Linked DNA regions of Homo sapiens: region 1 is linked to region 2. The links are chromatin contacts, found by Hi-C or POLR2A ChIA-PET in ENCODE. All regions are on one chromosome and are shown on one strand. Each heading gives the region's core, a stretch centred on a gene start or an enhancer-like site at or near the end of the contact. The rest is flanking DNA. Distances are from core to core; before and after follow the strand shown.

Evidence for each region. Hi-C counts contacts between places; a loop is a spot of excess contacts on that map. ChIA-PET counts read pairs that join two places held with the same protein, here RNA polymerase II (POLR2A). Pooled maps may share reads with other maps.
Region 1: a loop to region 2 is called in a pooled map, with 2.7 times the contacts of the local background. The contact joins the promoter of GEMIN6 here to the enhancer-like site in region 2. A Hi-C loop is called at or near these places in 1 of 50 pooled maps. POLR2A ChIA-PET finds 5 or more read pairs at or near these places in 2 of 52 experiments (Caco-2 and GM12878).

Annotation. Positions count from the first base shown.
Region 1 is chr2:38,776,935-38,779,634 of GRCh38, reverse strand. GEMIN6 (gem nuclear organelle associated protein 6) reads right to left here and starts at 1,425. Exons shown (of 3, transcript NM_024775.10): 1 at 1,354-1,425; 2 at 517-663. The coding sequence starts at 644.
Region 2 is chr2:38,507,157-38,510,139 of GRCh38, reverse strand. All of the region lies in intron 1 of LINC02613 (long intergenic non-protein coding RNA 2613), which reads left to right. Among named protein-coding and RNA genes, the nearest start is that of LINC02613, 7.1 kb to the left of the region's middle. Within about 2 kb of position 1,624, at least 15 of the 41 ENCODE cell types and tissues checked have a DNase peak (open chromatin) inside an H3K27ac peak, as active enhancers do.

The sequences.
Region 1 (2,700 bases), core at 176-2,675, 270 kb before region 2:
AAGAATAATTTCTATGCCCAATTTCTATGAAGTTGCCTGGTCTGATAAGGTAATCCATAGTCAGAACAGCATTTAGATTCAAAGGCAGTTAAGTTCTCATATGTAGGCCGGGTACAGTGACTCAGCCTGTAATGCCAGCACTCTGTGACGCTAAGGTGGGCAGATCCTTGGAGATCAGGAGTTTGAGACCAACCTGGGCAACATGGCGAAGCCCCGTCTCCACAAAAAATACAAAAATTAGCCAGACGTGGTGGCAAATGCCTGTAGTCCCAGCTACTCGGGAGGCTAAGGCAGGAGAATCGCTTGAACCTGCGAGGTGGAGGTTACAAAGAGCCGAGATCTCGCCACTGCATTCCAGCCTGGGTGACAGTAGAACCCTGTCTCAAACAAACAAAAAATTCTTATATGAAAATATTAATAATTAGCTTTTCATTTATCTGCTTTCTTAGTTTGTCTATAACATACAGGCAGCACAAAGGGGTGTCAAGATTTCAGGCAAGTAGGATGCATACTCACTTGGCAGAGACTGGGTCTGTAGTTAAAACCCATCCTTTATACTCATTCTTCTCACTGGCTGTCACTCGGACCTCTTTGTAAATGTAATCTTGCCATTCTAAGGGGCCTTTCTTCATCCATTCACTCATGATTGCCACCTGGCTAAATCTGAAACAACCACCAGTGCTGGTTAATATATGTTCCACGTAAGCAAATGTCTTATCCCTAATCTCCATCCTATCCTAGAGACAGAGAACATCTGTGATTTGCCTCAAGTTCGTAATAAGTAACTTAATACAATTAAGTATTAATGCATGTACTGATAGGAACTGATACTATAGTTGGGGAAAAGAACACGTGTAAAGGCTGCTTGAGAATTTTTATCAGGAAAAGGAAAATAGTTAATATGTACAATTCGGCCTAAAGCAGAGGGGTCACCGATTTGCCGCGGGTGCAGTCTGAGGAAATTCATCTGGCACAGGTCTATTCCGATCCACAACCACATTCCAAATCGCTTTCACTCTGGCCTGCAGATGATGCTCAAACCCTTCAACTCTGCTTTTCCTTCCATCGATCAAAGGAGTTCACCCCACTCCTCAACTGAACCAGAAAACTCTCCTGATATCCACCCACGCGCTCTCTGGCTCTGTGTCTCCGCTGGATCCCGCCATCGAGAGGCTCCCCCGATTTATGACAACTGCCCCTTAAAATTTGTTTGAAGGATGCACAAACGAAGGGCCAGCGGCTACAGCTCTAGAGCTTAGATTTCTGGTCCTGTCCTGCAGCCACACGATACCTAACACTGTACTAAAAACCAAATGGTACTTAACGTTTAACCCTGACAAACGAGAAAAATACCAGTTAAAAAACTCCTCGCAACTCTGGGTACTCAGCAACCATGCTTTGAGGAAGGATCGTTGAGCGGAGACCGCCTGAGACCAGCATGCTTTGCGCCGATCGTCACTTCCTTCCCCCAGAAACCTCTGTTTTGTAGTCCTACTTGGAGGTCTGAGAGTCGCGGGACCTAGAGTGCAGGGTGCGGACAGAGTCTAAGATTGTTCTGTAATAATAATAATAATAATGAACCGCCATGTCCTCTAAGGCTATCCCTCTCCATTGCCACGACGGACAGTTCAAATAATCTTTTTTTCTTTAAAGAGGAAAAAGCGGCCGGGCGCGGTGGCTCACGCCTGTAATCCCAGCACTTTGGGATACCGAGGCGGGTGGATCAGGAGTTCGAAACCGGTCAGGAGTTCGAGACCAGCCTGGCCAACATGGTGAAACCCCGTCTCTACTAAAAATACCAAAAATTAGCCGGGCCTAGTGGCGGGCGCCTGTAATCCCAGCTACTCAGGAGGCTGAGACAGGAGAATCGCTTGAACCCGGGAGGCGGAGGTTGCAGTGTGCTGAGATCGCACCATTGCACTCCAGCCTAGGCAACAAGAGCGAAACTCCGTCTCAAAAAAATTAAAAATAAAAATAAATAAAGAGGAAAAAGCTCGTGCCAGGTCCTCAATGATAGTAGACTTGGAAATGCACTTTCGCCTTAGAATCAAAGCACATGAACCCTCAGAGTAAATCCTAAAGCTCTAGGAATGTGAGGTGAACGTGCCGTGGAGAAGAGCGATAGGGTTGCTACAGGAAAGGGGTCCTGATCCAGACCCCAGGAGAGAGTTGTTGGATCTCGCGCAAGAAAGAATTCAGAGCGAGTCCGCAGTGCAAAGCAAAAGCAAGTTTAGTAAGAAAGTAAAGTGGTGAAAGAACAGCTGCTCCATAGACAGAGTAGGATGTTCCCGAAAGTAAGAGGAAAGTGTCCACCCTAGATACAATAGTCCTATGTATGAGGAGATGCGCTCTGCTACAAGGGTTTATGATAAAGGATTAATTTTCTTAATTACTATATTTTTCAAGCATCAATACTATTATCTTTAAAGCAAAATTAGGAATGCCTTTGTTCTCCAGGTATTGCGATATCTGGACACTCCCAAGTCTGGGTCTGTTTAGTAAACTTTTTTTTTTTTTTTTTTTTTTTTGAGACAGAGTCTCACACTGTCACCCAGGTGGAGTGCAAAGGTGCGATCGAGGCTCACTGGAACCTCCACCTGCCGGCTTCAAGCGATTCTCGTGCCTCAGCCTCCCTAGTGGCTAGGATTACAGGCATGCACCACCACATCTGGCTAATTTTTGTATTTTTAGTAGAGACGG
Region 2 (2,983 bases), core at 375-2,874:
TTGAAATAATTTATCCTCTGAAAAAGAGAGATCAGGACTGCCCCAGAGCTAAGTTAAAAACTGTGGGGTTAAGGCAGGGCACAGTAATGCCTGTAATATCTGTGCTTTGGAAGGCTGAGGCAGGAGGAGTGTCTGAGGCCAGGAGTTAGAGACCAGCCTGGGCAACATAGTGAGACATGACTGTGTCACTGTACTCCAGCCTGGACGACAGAGTGAGACTCTGTCTCTAAAAACAGAATAAAACAAAACAAAAAACCTGTGGGACTACCTGAGGTCTAGGACTAGATTGTCAAGACAGGAGAAGGGTAATGACCTGGGCAGCACAGCAAAGGCTTCTGGAAAGGACACACACAGCTTCTTATCTCTGCTCTCTATATCCTGCTCATGACTTCAAGACGTCATGGTGCTTTTCTGAACCTCAGTCTCTTCATTTGCAGCATGGCTATAATATCCATACTATCCACCTCACAGGGTTCTCGTAAGAATAGAATGAGTTACCATATATACATAAACTCCATCCTCAGCACACAACACAGGACTTAGTGGCTGCCTCTCATTTCAGGAGAACTCACATTTCTTAGTTCACTGGGAAAAGGTTGAGATTGGCAAGTATCCCACATCCATTAGAGAGGTGACTCAGCGATTATCCTTCTAAGGATTAAAAACAGCTTTATCAGGCAGCCACTCTGCTGCGATGTACATGATTTAATTCAATTTAATCATCTCAACAACCCTACAAGGAAGGTATTTTCTTCCCCCTTAGACAGAGGATGAAATCAAAGTTCAGAAGAGTTGATTACACCCTGCCTGAATTCACCTAGGGATTTGAACTCAGATCTGTCTGACTTCAGGTTCATTTACTTTTTACTCTGCCCCATTGGCTTTCAGCTTTGATAGATATGGAAATAAAACCTAGCCCTTCACATCAGGCCATTATCCTATACACCCAAGTAGGCCATGGAGAAATGGCCTTTCTCTAAGGGGAAATGGGATCTCTGGAAAAGTCACCTTGCTTCTGGGCCATTGCATGGAGACAGCTGGGGTCCAGTGAGATGCCAGTGCCCAACAAATGGGCACCAGCTCTTCATCCTCCTCTCTCTGTCTCTCTTTCTCTAGCATCACATAGGATGACCTCAAAGCCAACAGCTATGGAATGCATCTTCCTGGCCTCACAGGTCTCTTGAAGCTGCCGGCTGCCCCCAGCAATCAAGCCAGATGGATGTTTTGGGTGGAAGCCTAGCTGGGAAACAGCTTGCGGGCTGAGCAGGGGTGTTCAGTGGGCAAGGGGCAGGCTTCACGCTAACTCTTTCTCCATGCAGTGCTGCTTCCTCCTTCTGGCCTGCTTTCTGATGTCCCCAAGGCCTTTTCAAGTAGGAGTGGAAGGACAGAGTGGATGTGGCCAATCAAGAAACAGCATCCTCTAATCAGGTCACCCAGGCAGCCCCTCATCTAACCCAGCTGGCTCTGAGCCCTTTGCCTGGGGATCATTCTGTTTTGTAACAGCAAGGCTGACCTCAAGCGAGGCCACTTGGTCTGGATCTTTGATCTAAACAAGCACGAGGGCTTTCTCTCTGGAGACTTCTGTCTTGTTGGCAGGTCTCCAGAAGGGGGCGTTGCTGTTGCATGTGTCAATAGGATAGTAAGATTTAGGAACAAGCTGCAGTCGTTTAGGCAAGGGAGGTTGCGAGTTAGTCCTTTGCTCGGACTGCTTTTGTCACCAAGGGTAAGTGCTTGCTGATGACTTTTGCTCCGGTACAGAAGTATCTAAACTTTCCAGAGATGTGTAAAAGAGAGCCTTATAAAATTTAGGAGAACACATCAAAGTTACTAGATAGAAGGTCATTATACAAAAATTAACTTGCATTTTAAGGTACCAACCACAGTTAGAAAATAAAAAAATTTAAAGCTAACACCTATAAAAGAAACAAAAGCTATAAGGTACCAGAAATATATACATGATCTTTATGAAGAAAATTATAAAACTTTACTTGTTTAGGTATTCTTTTTGTTTTGTTTTGTTTTTGTTCTTAGGGTTTTTTAGAGACAAGGTCTCTCTCTGTTGCCCAGGCTAGGGTGCAGTTGGCACCATCATAGCTCACTGCAGCCTTGAATTCTTGGACTCAAGCAATCCTCCTGCTTCAGATTCCCAAGTAACTGGGACTACAGGTGGATGACACCACACCTGGCTAATTTTTTTTTTTTTTTTGTAAAATAGGATCTCACTATGTTGCCCAGCCTGGTCTCGAACTTCTGGCCTCAAGTGATCCTCCTGCCTTGGCCTCCCAAAGTGCTGTGATTACAGATGTGAACCACTGTGCCTGGCCTAGGTATTCTTTAATAGATAGATAAGATGTATTTATGATATGAAGATACAGTGTCATAAATTTCTTTTTTTTTTTTTTTTTGAGATGGAGTCTCACTCTGTTGCCCAGGCTGGAGTGTAGTGGCATGATCTCGGCTTACTGCAAGCTCTGCCTCCTGGATTCATGCCATTCTCCTGCCTCAGCCTCCCGAGTAGCTGGGACTACAGGTGCCCACCGGCACGCCCGGCTAATTTTTTGTATTTTTTAATAGAGACAGGGTTTCACTGTGTTAGCCAGGATAGTCTCGATCTCGTGATCTCGTGATCTGCCTGCCTTGGCCTCCCAAAGTGCTGGGATTACAGGTGTGAGCCACTGCACCCAGCCTTGGTGTCATAAATTTCAATTCTTCCCAAATTATAAATTCTTTGTGACTCCAACCAAATTCACATAGGATTTTTTTTATGGGTCTAGACAGGATGATTCTAACATTGTTCTGAAAAAGGACCAAAAATAGTTAAGAAATTTTGAAAAACACAAGATGAGCGACTCACCCTATAAGACTATAAGACCTGTTAAATTAAGACTGTGTGGCTTTAGCCAAGAAAGAGACAAACAGACCAATAGAACAGAATAGAGACTCGCAAAACAGATCTCTGTACTTATGAAGACTTGATATATGA